Regions from separate parts of the Homo sapiens genome. Here region 2 is linked to region 1. The links are chromatin loops, found by intact Hi-C in ENCODE. Cell type or tissue: PC-3. All regions are shown on one strand. Each heading gives the region's core, and the rest is flanking DNA. Links, peaks and the distances in the headings are about the cores only.

Region 1 (8,339 bases), core at 222-8,221:
GCCTGGCCAAGATGGTGAAACCCTGTCTCTACTAAAAATCCAAAAATTAGCCAGGCGCGGTGGCGGGCACCTGTAATCCCAGCTACTCAGAAGGCTGAGTCAGGAGAATTGCTTGAATTCAGGGGACAGAGGTTGCAGTGAGCCAAGACCGTGCCACTGCACTCCAGCCTGGGTAACAGAGTAAGACTCTGTCTCAAAAAAAAAAAAAAAAATTCCTTGAGGGGAAAAAATAGCCCCACAGCCCCCTACTTTCAATATCATTTTGTCCTTCTACAAGCAGGATAGATGGACTTCCTGTTAGATAATGAATCTAACTCCCTTTTTTTTTGATATGGTACAAAAAGTATGGGGTTCATGGCCAAGGTGTTTAAAATCCTGGCTCTGCTACTTAGTGCAATGAACCAAGTAACTTTAATTTCTTTGACCTTCAGTTTTCCCATCTGTGAAATGAGGATAACAAACCTATGTTGAAAGACTACTGGAACAAAGAAAAAATAAAAAACTCTTTGAAAAGGACCTAGCCTATAGTGTCACATTCAGCATCTACTCAATAAATATTTGTCGATCCTTCCTCCACAGTCCTCACTCCACCAGCAGACAGATTCAAACATCACTTGATTAGATGAGCAAATAATTTTCTTTAACTACCCAAGTATCTTTAAGGCCCGTTTCAACCCCAGAAGTAGATTCAATACCATACAGAGGTATTTTCAGAGCCTAGCTGTGCATTCCCAAGGATTCAGGCGTATGTAGGCCTGTCTGGCATTCTACTAGGCCTGCTTTCCAGTGACCTTCCTGTGGCAGGAGCCGAGATCTTCTGGAGAAAGTAATGGGAAGAAGCAAATGCTTACAGACTTGGTCAAAAGAAAATGGAGAAATAGAAGAAGGAAATTTCAAGTGGACAACTCCAACCCCTGAGTCAGAGGTCAGCACTGTGGGATGTGGGGGCCAAAACAACAATAAATGAAAAACTACTTCACTGAGAACGCTGTTTCTGGGAGCTCAAGGAGGAACTACTTCCTCTGGAGTCTGTGAAACAAAACAAGCTCCCTGGAAGTGAAGGGTTCAGCCCAGTGGCTGCTGGAGCAGAAAACAAACATGAAAGTGCCTGGGTGACAAAATAAGAGAGGCTCCCGGCAGGCAGCCCACATCCAGAGGAGAGAAAAGGCAGCCTGGGACACCTGGCGTCTGGAGAGCAGGGATGACGATGTAGAGAAGTGGAGGGAAGAGAGTGTTTGTTAACACATCCTGGGGACAAGGGTGTAGTCCACAGATCAGCCACAAGGACACTCAGAACTGACTTGGAGGAGCTTGTCATTGGCTATGTGAAGACCGAGCATGGAAGTACCATGTTGTTGCTATTTTCATCCTGAGCAATTATAAGTTGGTAAAGCAAGAGTTATGTGCCTTGAAACTAATGCCACCTCAGTCTAGCTGCTCACTCAGAGCAAGTGCAGAGGAAGGCAAGGGAACCAATATTCTCCATACACTTGCTATGTTTTACGCACTGAGTGAAGATTTTTCTCATTTAATTGCATGTAATTTCATTCTAAAGAGCAGACAAACAATTTCATTCGATTAGATATACTTCCTCAATAAAGGCTTTTGAATGAAAGCAAATTTCATTTTGCTGATCAGGCTACACTACGTGAGTGTGTCCTTATAGAAATAAATTAACCTGGAATTAACATTACGTATTTTTGTTGTTGTTTTCAAAGACAGAGTCTCATCCTGTCACCCAGATTTAACCTTTCTCAGCCACATCTGCAAAATGGGGATGGTAAAAATAGGTAATGATAGGAGCTATTTCACACTGTTTTGAGGACTGTGTTACTACACAGTAAGGTGCCTGGCACAAAGTAAGCACTCAATAAATGTTAGCAATTTTTATGTTTTATAACACTAGGCTGCTAAGCTTTGATGGAGGAAATCATGCAACAAATTCTGGGGAGTGTTTCCTCAACATATCTGATGTCCAATTTTCTCTTGTAGCTGCATGGGGCCCAGAACCGTATCACATGGTGCAGAAGTTCTCTCAAATTTCCAACTGTCTACTCAAGCACCAAGCCTCTGCGTGTGTGCGTCTCCCTCAGATGATCTTGCTTCCAAATTCACAAAGAAAACAGAAGCCACAGCCCTGCTACCAACTTCCTACCCAACCCCCATAAACAGCATTATCCTTCTCCTTTAAACTCTCCCCACTTTTGAGAGGAACAGTCCTCCTACACAGACCATCCATTCTCCTGTGTTCCACATCCTCTCTGTCTCCTACAGTCATAACCTGGACTTCCTTATCTTCAGTCTCATTTACTTCCCACTCATCACTTCCCCTCAGCCTAAAACCCTGCTGGAGATAGGGAAGGAGGGAGGGAGGGAGGGAGAGGGGGAGGGAGGGAGGGAAATATATTTTATTTATATTTTGATTGGCCGATTGCTTTTCAGGGTTTCACTCTGTCACCCAGGCTGGAGTGCAGTGGTATGATCATAGCTCACTACAGCCTTGAACTCCTGGGTTCAACAAATCCTCTTGCCTTAGCCTCCCCAGAAGCTGCGCCACCATGCCTGGCTAATTACTTTTTTGTTTTGTTTTGTTTGTTTTTTAATACAGACAGGGTATCAATATGTTTCCCAAGCTGGTCTCAAACTCCTAGCCTCAAGCAATCCTCCTGCCTTGGCCTCCCAAAGCCTGGGATTACAAGTGTGAGCCACCACTCCTGGCCTAAGTCTTCTATTTTAAACAATCCCACCTTTAACCTCATTCACCTCTAGCTACAACACTTTATTTATCCCTTAATAGCCAGGTTGCTAGAAAAAAAACCCTTTATACTTGCTATCATCTCCATTTCCCCAAATTTCCAACCTCTCATAATATGTACTGTGACATCATTAGGCACTAAATCTACCCTTGCTTTGGGTGGGTTCTAATGACCTCTTAAATGCAAAGTGCAGAAGACTTTAATCCTTTCTGCTTACTGCCCCATACATGAGTCACTCCCTCTTCTACATTACTGTGGCCTCATTACACTGCAAGTTTACTAAAGGCAATCCATCAATCAATCTGGCATAGCTTTGGCTATATCCACTCATGTGGTATTGCACGCAGCCTACATTCACTGAACGAATCAATGGAAATAATAAGGGCCTTAAAGGCTCCGATGGCTTCATTGTGCCATCCGCTCTGCTTCTATCGCTACTAACTATGGAAAAAGTTAACATTTCTCTTACTAAGTGAATGATACCTTTGGCAAAGTAAGATATAAAAGGTGTAATGTTCTAGCTGATCCTGCTCCATACAGCTCCAGGTAAGTAATCTGCCCCAGTGAGAGATCTGTTTATACCGGCAAAGTGCTTCAGGGCTTAAGTCTTCAGAATTTGACCCCCGCTCACGGCACAGAAGGATGCCCAGGACACACTATAAAGCTATTAGAAATTGAAACCAATAGCCCTCCTAGTTTCTTTTAATAGACTTTCAGATGCAGTGTTTTCTGCTTTCCTTTAAAAACAGTAGAATAGTAATTAACATTTAGTAATTTTCAAAGCAGTTGTGCAGGAAGATTTCCTGAACTATGAAAGCCCACAAATTTGGCAACAAGAAGTATCACAACAGAGAAACAGCTCTTGGTTTATTGTTCATTGTTCCCCACACTTAGTTAATGTGTTACAATGACAATGTATGAAATACATGAAGTTACCATCAAAACAAACAATGTTTTTTTTTTGTTTTGTTTTTTGTTTTTTGTTTTTTTTTTGAGATGGAGTCTCACTCTGTCGCCCAGGCTGGAGTGCACTGGTGCAATTTTGGCTCACTCTAAGCTCCGCCTCCCGGGTTCATGTGATTCTCCTGCCTCAGCTTCATAAGAAGCTGGGACTACAGGCGCCTACCACCACGCCTGGCTAATTTTTTGTATTTTTAGTAGAGACAGGGTTTCACCGTGTTAGCCAGGATGGTCTCGAGCTCCTGACCTTGTGATCTGCCCGCCTCGGCCTCCCAAAGTGCTGGGATTACAGGCATGAGCCACCGTGCCTGGCCCAAAACAAACAGTATATTAAACAAGAAAAATGAATTTATGAATTAGCTTTCTTCCCTCCCAAACTCCCTTACTCTACACAAGTCATTCCTGATGGAGAGATTGAAATAAAATGAGAAATTTAATAATGAATAATAGTAATACTATTACTAATAATTCCAGCAATTATACTGGTATTACTTTAAAAAGAAAAAAATATTGCTTAATCTTTAGCTTTTGCTCCACAGCAAATTCCAATTCTTTCAGGACACAGCCAAGAGAAAGCAGATAATGTTCGTCCCTTATTTCCATACGTTTCTTGTTTCAAAATGGCAACCCAAAAGGAATACTCCACTGATTGTTTGTAGATATGCTGATTAAAGAAAAATATAAAATTTCAAGCCCATCAACCAGTGCTGCTCTATAATAATCAAAAACTACCTTTACAATAAAAGGTTATCAAACCAAACAGTCTGATCATCACATAATTTCTCATGAAAGCTGAAAAGGAAATACAATCATTCACTTATTGGTTCATCTTTCACCAAACACTTATTGTACTAAATGCTGGCAATACAGAAGTGAAGATCTGCTTCATGCCCTAAAGATGCTCATAGTTAGCACCAAGAACTACACATCTCGCCAGGTACAGGGGCTCGTGCCTGTAATCCCGGCACTTTGGGAGGCCGAGGCAGGTGGATCACTTGAGGTCAGGAGTTCGAGACCAGCCTGGCCAATATGGGAAAATCCCATCTCTACTAAAAATAAAAAATAAAAAAAAATAGCCTAGTGTGGTGGCACGCACCTGTAGTCCTGGCTACTCAGAGGCTGAGGCAGGAGAATCGCTTGAATCTCAGAGGCTGAGGTTGCAATGAGCCAAGATTGTGCCACTGTACTCCAGCCTGGGTGACAGAGCGAGACTATGTCTTCAAAAAAAAAAAAATATATCGACCTCTAAGAATCACATTTATCTTGAGCTACAGAGTTCGAAGGACAGAATTTTTTTTTTTCAATTAATGTTAAGGTCTGGAAGTTTGACTTTGGCTCTTAACCTTTGGCTCACATACCTAATTTGGTTACTATGTGTTTACTACATGCAAAAAGACTTCCTTGGGCCTATGAATCATTTCTAGTAAATGGAGCTAATAATAACTTTCCATCAGAAAGCTCTTTGTCCCATTTTTGTATCAGAAATGGGCAAGAAAAAAGTGAAACAAAATAAAACAACAACGTGAAGATTTTTTTAAATCCTGCCCCTGGGATGTTGATGAGGGCAGAGACAAGCAATTTACCTGCACACAAAATTAAGTTTTTTAAATAATTTAGATTCTAAAGAAAGGAACTTTTAGAATGACATCTGCTAATACTCTAAAGCTTATAACTCTGAGTTATTGGGAAGGTAAGAACATATTTTCCCCATAAAAATAAGTTCTATATCATGGTTATGATCCAAGGTGAACTCACAGAAACCTACTTTCTTTGGTTCCTTCAATAAACATTAAAAGCCTGTTATTTGTGAGGCACTATGCCAACCATTAGGGATATAAAACCAAATAGGACTCAGTCTCTGCCCACAGGAGCTTAAGAGTCTAGTGGAGGAAACTAAATTAACATTTGCAAGAAATGCTGTGTTTCCTAAAATATCTACAAGGTGTTTTGGGGAGCAAAGAAAACGGGCACCTTAATCAGACTACGAAAGGGAGAGTCACAGAATGCTTTCCCTTAAGAGGTCATATTTGAGCTGAATTTGAAGGCTGATGAGGAATTACCTACACTAAAAAGGAAATCACAGGTAAAAAGGTCGAACAAACCGTATTTAGTGATTTGCTGAATCATGGAGGTGGGTGACACAAAGGACCCTAGAATGACTCAGGTGTCTGGTTTGGATAAACAATCCAACGTAGGCACCATTCACAAAGAAAGGGATGCTAGGAGGTACGAGGGCAAAGATGAAAAGGTCATACGCAGACCGCAAAGCTTAAACCTTCGCCTCACATCTGTTTGGAACAGCAGTAGCTTTTTACTTAGCGCTTACATCACCAAAGCCAATGAGTAGCGAAGTCTGGGACGAGGACAAGAGCTGCCCTTGGCATCACTGCCTGTCACCTGTCCCTTCGGGGCGCCCCCTGCCTCCACTGCTTGGCCTCTGTTTGTAGCTTGTGTTTTGGCCTTGCCAGCAAGTGTCCTTCAGGGAGGTCTGGCTACTCACAGTTTATAGATGAGAACACTGAGGCAGAGCGATAATTAACTCGACAAGAGAAAACAACCAGCAAATGGCCCTCTTGTCCCAGAGCCCACGTTCTTCACCAGAACACTGCCTAGTTTAAGAAACAGCAGCAATTCTGTTTCTTATAAACTCATGAGCTTCCCAAAGACAGGCTCTCATCCGGTCAGGCATCATGGGTGGATCATCAAGCAAACAGATGCCAACAGACATTCCCTCCCAAGTTATTCCTTTTAATCCTGTCCTTTGTCAGATGCAAAAGGCCTAATTCAATACTGGAATTCCTCTATATCCATTATCAGGTCACCTGGATAGCCTGTCCTAAAAGAATGAAGTCCCTCCTTGCCACAACAATAAGCTTTGTCTTTTTTCCCCCCCATAGGTCAGCTTCCTTCTTTTATATTCTGCTACAATCTGTTGTTGTGGTTAATTACACAAGAGACTAGCATGGGTGTGTCAATCCCTAGTGGAACTGCGTTGAGAATCTGCAAACCAGACCATATATTATGGGGCTTCCAAATTTTCAAGTGCCACAGAATCGCAAGCTTCTGATCACTGCATTAAGGATCTAGACCTGTGGTTCAGATGAGAGATGAGCTTCATAAAGAAGTATGTTGCCAGTGAGACCCCACTAGGTTGAAGATTGCAGGAAGCTGAGATGCTTAAATTATTCTAATTAATGGGCTTATTCCCCACTGGTTATGCACAGCAGATTGAATGGACAGTTGCAGGTGCAAACTGAGAGGTAAACAGACCTTTAAATAAGTAAAGAGCCAGGGAGCACTAGCTGGGGAAGCACAGGTTTCAGAATGAATTATTAAAGCCTGCACTGATCCACAGTCGAGGGTATGACTGATTTCTAAGTGAAGACATCTTATCCTGAATGCTGCTACTTTAAGGTAAAAATAGACTCATTCTTCCCCTGACTCTCTTTCTCCATCATTGGTGCAAAATGAAACAGCTCCGTTGGTTTGTAATTGATGTATCTGACACTAAAATTTCATTCTATGTACTTCCATCCTCTGAAATGCACAGTAAGGGAAGAAGATCATCTTGACAGGTAAAATAGTAGGTTTTGACACAAAGTCATTGAGATATATGTGATGGAGAATTTTCTACTGAGACAAAATGCAGTTCTATTTGAAAGTTTACTACACATTTCAACTTTCACTTTGAAGAAACACTTTCAGATAAATAAATAAATACGCAATGATTAAAAGAGGAAATTGGCTTTGTTTTTTTGAGAACTACCCCGTAGAGTAAAGCATACCTTTTTATATTTACTCTTTTTTATAAAACTATTGATTGAAAAATATGAAAAGGTAGAAGGTGCTTAGAATTCCTAGCACATAATACGTGCTCAATTTATTGATGTGAATTATATTTACACATAAATATACAGACAAACCAGAATATATAAATATAAAGGGATATAATCACTCCAACACCATGAATTCCACCTTAATTTTCCTCTCCTTGACAAACTACTGATTAAATGTAAAAAGTTGCTCTTTAATCTAGATAACACGTTTTGTATGCATTTAAGAAACATTTACTGAGCACCTGCTTTACATCAGCATAGTTCTCAGTACAGATAGAGCAATGAACAAGATACACCAGGTCCTTATTCCAATGGAGCTTAATTCTACCCAGCGTGAGATATGCAGTACCGAGAAGTAAATAAATGAGAAGATATTTTCAGATAATGTTCATGATGTGGCGACAATAAAACAGAATACACCACGAGCGTGTGGAAGAAGAGCTACTTTAGAGGGAATGACCAAGGAAGGCATCTTTGAGGCAGTCACATTCAATGGAGTCCTGAAGAATGAGAGCGCCAACCATTAAAAAAGGTTTTTCTAAAGTGCTGGGGGGAAAGCACGTGTAATAGCCGGAGTTAAATTCACTGCTTTCAACAGAATACCAAATAAAATGATTTACCCACAGAAAGGGTCCCTTTTCTCACTGGATTCCCACAATGCCATTAGGGAGCCAAGCTCCTTATACCTTTTTCTTTGCCCCTCCTGGTGTGTAGCTCACCGGGGGCTGCTCTACTACTGAGCAGTAACTCAGCCTTCCAGTGATGAAGAATGGGGAAGGCTGAAGGG
Region 2 (8,339 bases), core at 278-8,277, 110 kb after region 1:
CAGGTATTTCTTTTCTTTTTTCGAGACAGAGTCTCACTTTGTCACCCAGGCTAGAGTGCAGTGGTGCGATCTTGGCTCACTGCAACCTCTGCCTCCTGGGTTCAAGCAATTCTCCTGCCTCAGCCTCCCGAGTAGCTGGGATTACAGGTGTGCACCACCACGCCTGGCTAATTTTTGTATTTTTAGTAGAGATGGGGTTTTACCATGTTGGTCAGGCTGGTCTCAAACTCCTGACCTCGTGATCCGCCCACCTCGGCCTCCCAAAGTGCTGGGATTACAGGAGTGAGCCACCATGCCTGGCCTCACGTATTTCTTTACAGCAATGCAAGAGCACACTAATACAGAACACCTTTAAGGAACTCTTGTGAGGCTGGTCTAGTGGTAACAAATTCCCTTAGTGCTTGCTTGTCTGGAAAAAAATTTTATTTCTTCTTCATTTATGAAGCTTCATTTGACAGGACATGAAACTCTTGGTTGCAATTTCTTTTCTTTAAAAATGCTGAAAATAGCCCCCCCAACTCACTTTGCTTGTAAAGTTTCTGCTGATAAGTCTGCTGTTGGCCTGATAGGGCTCCTGTTGTACAAAATCTGACCTTTTTCTCTAGCTGCCTTTAAGATATTTTTCTTTAGCACCGACCTTGAACAGTTTGGTGACTATATGACTTAGTGATGTTCATTTTGTATAGTATCTCACAGGTGTTCTCAGGATTTCTTGTAACTGGATGTCTACCTCTCTAGCAAGCTTAGGGAAATTTTCTTTAATTCCTCAAATTTGTTTTCCAGGTTGCTTATTTTTTTCCTTCTCTCTCAGTAATGCCAATAATTTGTAGTTTTGGTCACTTTACATAATCCCATATTTCTCAAAGACTGTTTATTTTATTAAATTATTTTTTCTTCCTTTTTGTCTGACTGGGTTAATTCAAAAGACTGATCTTCAAGTTCTGAAATTCTTTCTTCTACTTGGTCCAAACCATTAATAAAACTTTGAATTGTATTTTTAAATTTCTTAAGTGAGTTTTTCAATTCCAGAACTGGTTGATTTCTTTTTAAGATATTTATCTCTTCCTTCATTCCCTGGATAGCTTTAGAAGCTTCTTTGTGCTGATTTTCAGTCTTGTCTTGGATCTCATTGAGCTTCCTTGCAATTCATGCTTTGAATTACTTATCTGTCATATCTGAGTTTCCATTTTGGTTAGGAACCATTTCTGGAAAGCTTGTGCAATCCTTTGGTGGTGTTACTACATTCAGATTTTTAATGGTGCCAGTAATCTTGTGCTGATTCTTTCTCAGCTGAAGATGCTAGCACTTCTAATTTTTGTAATTATTTTCATGTAGGTAGGATGTTTCTTTCTCTTTTCTTCCTCTATAATGTTACTGGGTTTTTTTTCCTTCTCTTTCCCTTTCCCCTGCTTCCTATGGGTATGACTACAGATTATTTTGGGTAAGATCTATTTGTTTTGCTTCTATCTTTGCTCTGCCTTTGGTTTTGTTTCTACCAGTTCTTCTGGTAGGTTTTGTATCAGGCTGTGCAGTTCAATCTACATGCCAGTAGATGATGCTTATAGGTAAGAGCCAGTTGCAGCCAATGTAGCTGGATACTTGATCCTTGTTTACTGGCAGAAGTTCTCTGTTGCCTCAGACAATGGGCTGATACATAGAATGCATAGTGGTCTGAGCTCCCTGCTCAGCCCCAAGGGCATGGGGCCAGACTGGTCAGGTCCACCTAAAGGTCCCCTGATACAGGCACAAGCACCAGCACTGACAGAGAATCCAATGGGTGGCTACCAAGCACCCAGAGGTATGCCTAGGCATGGAGCTCCTCAGTATCAAGTTCTCTGCACAGGAATGGGAAACCTCTTCAGCATCAACTTCTCTACACAGGAATGGGGGATGCCCTAAACTCCAAATCCAGAAGAGCTCTGCCTAGGTGTGTAGTATAGTGGGCTCCCCCTGAACCAAGATCTCTGCATAAAAGGGGTAGGGTGACTCGAACTGCTGAACCAGGCAAGCAGGTGTTCTGAATACCTGGAGATCTGTCTGGGCATGGAGCAGAGAGAGTCCCCCTATATGAGGATCTCTGCACGGGAAGGATGGAGCAGCTCGGGCTACTGACCCAAGTAAGCTTGTGCTCCAAATGCCTGCAGACCTGCCTGGGCTTAGAGCAGAGAGGGTCCCACTGTCCCACAGGAAGAGTTGCGTGGCTCAGGCTGCTGAACCAGATAAGCAGGTGCTCCAAATGCCTGGAGATCTGCCTAGGTGTAAAGCAGAAAGGGCCTCCCTACACCAGGATCTTTTTTATCCACCAGACACTGTCGCAGAGGTTGTTTGCCAGTGTTCTGCTCACCAGGATCTGGGTGTCCCTCACGATTCCAGTGGATTCCCATTTTCCTTTTGTTGTTGTTGTTGTTGTTGTTTTTTGTTTGTTTGTTTCTTTTTTGAGACAGAGTCTTGTTCTATCACCAGGCTGGAGTGCAATGGCCCGACCTTGGCTCACTGCAACCTCTGCCTCCCAAGTTCAAGCGATTCTCCTGCCTCAGCCTCCTGAGTAGCTGGGCCTACAGAGCTAATTTTTCTATTTTTAGTAGAGATGGGGTTTCACCATGTTGGCCAGGATGGTCTCGATCTCTTGACCTCGTGATCCACCCGCCTCAGCCTCCCAAAGTGCTAGATTACCAGGCGTGAGCCACTGCGCCCAGCCCCATTTTCCTTCTTGAAAAAAAGCTCATACAGTTTATCTTCATGCACTATCTAGCCATTTCCAAGTGGCTGAGGCATGCTACAAGCCTCTTATCTGCCATCTTAGAGAAACAATCTGCACTTTATAAATGGACAGGTAAATCTTTGTTGAGAGAGAAAAAATAAAGGAAACAGCTTGTAGAGTGACCCAAGTACAGTCCTGAAGCTGCTCTCAAGGAAAGTAAGAAAAATAGCAGCCCAAACCCTCCCCTTAGAAGGAAGGCTTTTCCCACAGAGTCTCGCCTTCTGGCTGGAAGTCATCTCTTTCTGGGTTTTGTTGTTGTTGTTGTTGTTGTTGTTGTTTATTTGAGACGGCGTCTCACTCTGTCACCCAGGCTGGAGTGCAGTGGCACCATCTCAGCTCACTGCAAGCTCCGCCTCCTGGGTTCACACCATTCTCCGGCCTCAGCCTCCCAAGTAGCTGGGACTACAGGCGCCCGCCACCACGCCTGGCTAATTTTTTGTATTTTTAGTAGAGCTGGGTTTCACCGTGTTAGCCAGGATGGTCTCGATCTCCTGACCTCAGGATCCACCCTCCTCAGCCTCCCAAAGTGCTGGGATTACAAGCATGAGCCACCGCACCCAGCTCTCTTTGTTTTTTTTTTTTAATGTTACCTTATAGTCACAGCATTTTATGCTTTAATGATAATTCACATTTAATTTTAGAAAACTTTTATTTTCTTAAAGATATAATCGTTTATTATATTTACATATTGAATGTTTTCAATGACAATAAATATAGGAAGGTCATCAACAAGACCCATAGAATTTAAACAATCACACATAAAATAATTGGTGTAGAAGTCAAAATTTTTTAAATGGTTAGCTCAGAAAATACAGAAAGCTCAAGACACATTACTAAAACATGAACTGACCTTAACAAAGAAAAACACTGCTTTGTTTCTATTATACTTCAAAAAAAAACAGTAATAAGAATTTAAAAAAAAAATCAGTTCTCTGTTGCATAGAAGGAGAAATATACCATTTTCTCTTTCTGTGAGGAAAAAGAGGAAAATCATATTTAAAACGAATGACATTCTGTACAGATGGGCATAAACAGCGCCCTCTGTCTCATGTACACACATCCTTTTCTTGTCACTCAGCTTTATTTCTGGCAATTCTTAAATCGGAGAAAAAAGTTACAATAAATCTGTAAGATCCATATTGTGTATAGAAGTAAGTGAAAAATAAGCTGTTCAAATTCCAATACCTACTGATCTCCTTCTGTGGCCAAAGTTTCTCTGACATCATTCTGCTGCTTGTTTATTCTTCCATGCTCTCCTATTGTTACAGAGGGCAACTAATTTTAAAAAGTATTTGACAGTATTAAGCAATAACTTTGTGCCGATTTTCTTTTTCACAGAACAGAATTAAATTTGAGTGCAGATGTGAGTAGATATAGAAGAGTGTATGATATTTTTGTGTGTGTGTTTTCTTTGTAGAGTCCAAAAGCCCTGTGGATTGTTAGTGAAGCTCAGGCAGAATAAAGCAAATAGAAGAACAAGGCAACTGAAGTCTAACGATATGGTGGATAAGAATCCGATTTTAAATCTTGACATTGCTTGAGAATGGGAATAATGTGTTACTTATTTTTCGCACTATGACTAACAATTATTAAACATCTAATATGTACCAAACACAGTTCTGGACATATTCCCATATCTTAACTCGTTTAATCTTGACAACAATCCTTCTGAGGTAGGTTTTATTACCCTTCATTTCAGATGAGGAAATAAACTCACAGACATTACTAATTTGGGTGACTCAGACAGACACAGTTTCCATTTTGTTCTTCCTTTCAGTTAACATATATTTCTTATGGACTTTCTGCTTGTTCCAGGCACTATGCTTGGCACAGCGTCTACCATTTCTCTTTCTACTAAACCATATAGCCGGTCTCTGACACCTAGCACAGTACCTAGGTCATATTAGGTTCTCAATGAAGATTCACTGAATTATTTGGTTAATTTACTTGTCTCTATAAAATAAACATTTACATAGAAATTTGGGTCCAGGTTTATATTATCTTAAAACATCTTGTAATTCAACACTGTTAAAACATGTATTTTAAAAATAGTTTTTCAAAAGAGAAAATATTTCATTGATTATAGACATCTAGGAAACCCAAGTCAGGTGGCAAATACCTGCACTGAAAACTAACAGAATCATGGAAAGGAAGCCTGACACAGCATGATGCACATTCTCTCAACTTTGTATGTAAATAAATCCTACATTCTTTAATTGTCTCAAGAATGCGTGATTTGAATACCTAATTCTATTACAAATATCACATGGGAATGGTCTTCCAATGTTGGTACATGTACTCAAGGCACAATGCATAGTGTTGACCAAAAAGCAAAAGCTTACCATGAAAAAAGGTAAGTAATGGATGGATTACTTTGTAGTCAGACATGGATAAGGTTGAATGTTAGCTCTGCCATTTACTAGCTACCTTATTTTGAGGGAAGTTATTTCACTTTTCTGAGGCTGTTTCTGTACTATAAAATACAGATAATTCTAACAGCATCTACTGTGCACTCAGAGATTATGGTGAGGACTAAATGACAGGATGTATGTGACCTGGGCACATACCCAGGTCAGAGTTAGGGCTCATTAACAGTTAGCTGTATATTGAAGTAGAAAAGTTAGGGAGGCTGGGAAATAAATTTTCTGGTAGGCATGAGGTGGAGCAGACTACATAATGATCACCTTCTTTTTACTGTCTAACCTTTAAAGCTCCTTAGTATGCAGGAAAATGCCTGCTCCTGAATGAGCTGATCTTCATACCAGCGTATTTATCTTTCCTAATTCAAAAACAGCCTCCTTAAAACACAAACATACTTTTTCATACTGTCATTCAAAATAGCTGCTTATGATATAACTTAATAGTAAAAATGGGAAAATTACTGATTTCTTTTTGTACAATTCTATGTACCTTCAACAAATTATGCCTTTTCATTTTCAAAGGATAATACCAATTCCTTCCAAAGGCATGATCAAACCTAAATAGTGGTTAATTTGAACATTTCTTTTAAGTCCCAGAAGAAGAAATTACGTTAACCACTTCTTCATATCTTAAGTGAAAAATGTGTAAGACAGTAACTGTCTTAAATAATTACATTTCTGCTTATTAGGTGTAATTAATATTTTATCCCCAAATTAAGCCAAAATAATTCCTTAGATATAAGATGCCTACACAACCAACAAATCAAGCTTTTAATTTCTGAGTTCTAGCCAAAAGGCCATATTGCCTAAGAAGAGCAGAAATAAATGTTTTTTTTTTTGTTGCCTTTTTAAAAACTTTGTAACCTACATATAAATAGAAGGAAACTCAGATTTCGAATACAGACTTCTGAGGGAAATCAAATGAATACAAAATTTATTGTATACTAAGCAGTAACTCTTGTTTATTCTATCACTTGGGACTGTATATTCTTTTTAAATTAGTATATCAATTGTTCTGAATATAATAATTCAATACAGTCATCTTCCTAAGGGTCCATTTTAAGCATCATTCAAAGCAAGTAGTAGTAAAAAGGAACAAAGCATAAGCCACAGCAGTGCTAAAAATATGGTAATTGATTAAAACAAAAACAATTAGCTGGGTGCAATGGCTCATACCTATAATCCCAGCATTTTGGGAAGCCAAGGTAGGAGGATGGCTTCAGCCCAGAAGTTCACGACCAGCCTGGGCAAGATGGTGAGACCCTGCATCTTAGAACTGATGAAAGACGGTAACTTTTCTATATTTTTTCAATATGATTTTATTCTCACACATCAACAACATTCTAAGATGTCTTACAAAGAATAGCTTTTGTAATCCCATGGCCTCTAATGCAATACAGTGCTTTATACACATTCTATGGGAATTGCAGGTACCATCTCCATAGCCTAAGAGTATGCAATCTGAACCAAATCCTTTTCTGTCCACATCTTGAAGTGCTTCTTAAATTCCTAAGATCTAACTAGTTACTTCTCTATTACCTGTTAGTGGCTCTGCTATAGAAGAAAAGGTGAAAGTAAATATCTACAAAGAAAGACAGTGGGGATAGTGACAACAATAATAACCACTATTTACTAAGTGCTATGTTCTAAACACTTTACATGGACTTTGTTACTTAATGTTTGCAATTCTATGATGCATACAGAATCAGTCTTATTACGAGATGAACAAATTTAGTTTCCAACTGATAATTGTGAAGAAATAAAAAACTACAGGAGAGTGATTTTTAAATCAAAGGTGCATATGAAGAGAAGCATGCTAATGAAATAATCCTGCTAGCTTTTCTTTTTTGATTTTGTAAAATATTAATTGCTCTTGCACTGTTCTTTATTGACAATGGATCAGACTGAAGCTTCTGGTCAGTGTATCTTTATTATTTTTCGAGACAGGGTCTTTCTCTGTTGACCAGGCTGGAGTACCAGGGTGTGAGCATAGCTCACTGTAACCTCAAACACCTGGGCTCAAGTGATCCCACCTCAGCCTCCCAAGTAGCTAGGATGTGGGAGTATGCCAACATACCCAGCTAATTTTTGTATTTTTTTTTTTTGTAATAGACAGGGTCTCACTTTCTTGTCCATGCTTGTCTTGAACTCCTGACCTCAAGCAAACCTCCCTCCTTGGCCTCTCAAAGTGCTAGGATTATAGGCATGAGCCACTATATCCAGTTCTGCTTCGTTTTTTTTGTTGTTGTTGTTTGTTTGTCTTAAGAAAAAATTCTCATTTTGTGAAGTGTGAGCCAGGAGAAAGAGACAAGAGGCTGACTCCAGAAAAACTGCAGTCTTCATTCTTAAAAAGCACATCTTTCAGGGATGATAGCTATTGGGATATTCACATGTCAGCAGCTCTCAGTATAAACAAAACAACAATAAAAAGTCAGAAAATCAGCAAGAGGAATAAACATGTCAGAAATATTGTGGGATCCAGTGACCATCACATGTCTTAATAATGAGCTCATCATCCAGCCTGTATGAGCCTTCTCCTGTGAGAGCATCTTTTTGAACCAACGGATCAACAGAAAATACTCCCGCAGTGCTTGCTTTTTAAAGTAGGATTATATGAAAGTAACTGAGAATTACTCCCATCTCCTTATATTGACAATCTTCCAGTTAATGAGAAGATGGATTTTCTCCTCAAGCTATTGGGTTTGAGAATCTTCTGTTCTGTGTTAGCTAATCTCTCATGAATGTTTTTAACACTGAAGGTCCTTGTATTTGCTATTACAAAAAAGCAGGTGCAACTGAGTTCCTTCCTTAGAATTTTGAGCTCGCAATCATTTGTTCAAGATCCCACTAATCTTTTTAGTTCTTGTTTGCTGAACACCTGATTTTAAAAGGGAACCCCACAAATCCCCTTTAACCACTCTTCCATTTGAGTCCATCCTTCATAGTCATCTACTAAACATTTTGTTTACAATGTATCAAAGGTTATGATTCCTAGGAAGTTTGGCTTTCTTTTTTTGTAAAAAACAGGGAAAGAACTCTATTGGGAATGTCATGCCCTGTCCATCCATCCCATCTTTTTTTAATCGGGCAACTTTATATTCATCCTACCAGGACCAACTCTAATGTCCAAACTGCGTGACAGAATTAACAGTTCCTTC

Evidence for each region. Peaks named below come from ENCODE experiments on the same cell type or tissue, not always from the same donor. Only the 100,000 strongest peaks of a DNase experiment are listed, where the experiment ranks them.
Region 2: a loop joins it to region 1, with 2.5 times the contacts of the local background. A loop is called at or near these places in 1 of 110 quality-filtered maps.

The regions. Positions count from the first base shown.
Region 1 is chr1:246,151,051-246,159,389 of GRCh38, forward strand. All of the region lies in intron 5 of SMYD3 (SET and MYND domain containing 3), which reads right to left. Among named protein-coding and RNA genes, the nearest start is that of SMYD3-AS1, 47 kb to the left of the region's middle. RefSeq lists a cis regulatory region at 2,200-2,291. In PC-3, for the core only: no CTCF peak of the experiment used is centred there; a DNase peak (open chromatin) is centred at 5,131; H3K4me3 peaks cover 688 bases; H3K27ac peaks cover 1,638 bases.
Region 2 is chr1:246,258,033-246,266,371 of GRCh38, forward strand. The region is part of intron 5 of SMYD3 (SET and MYND domain containing 3); the gene reads right to left. Among named protein-coding and RNA genes, the nearest start is that of SMYD3-IT1, 60 kb to the right of the region's middle. In PC-3, for the core only: a CTCF peak has its summit at 3,807; no DNase peak of the experiment used is centred there; H3K4me3 peaks cover 485 bases; H3K27ac peaks cover 1,468 bases.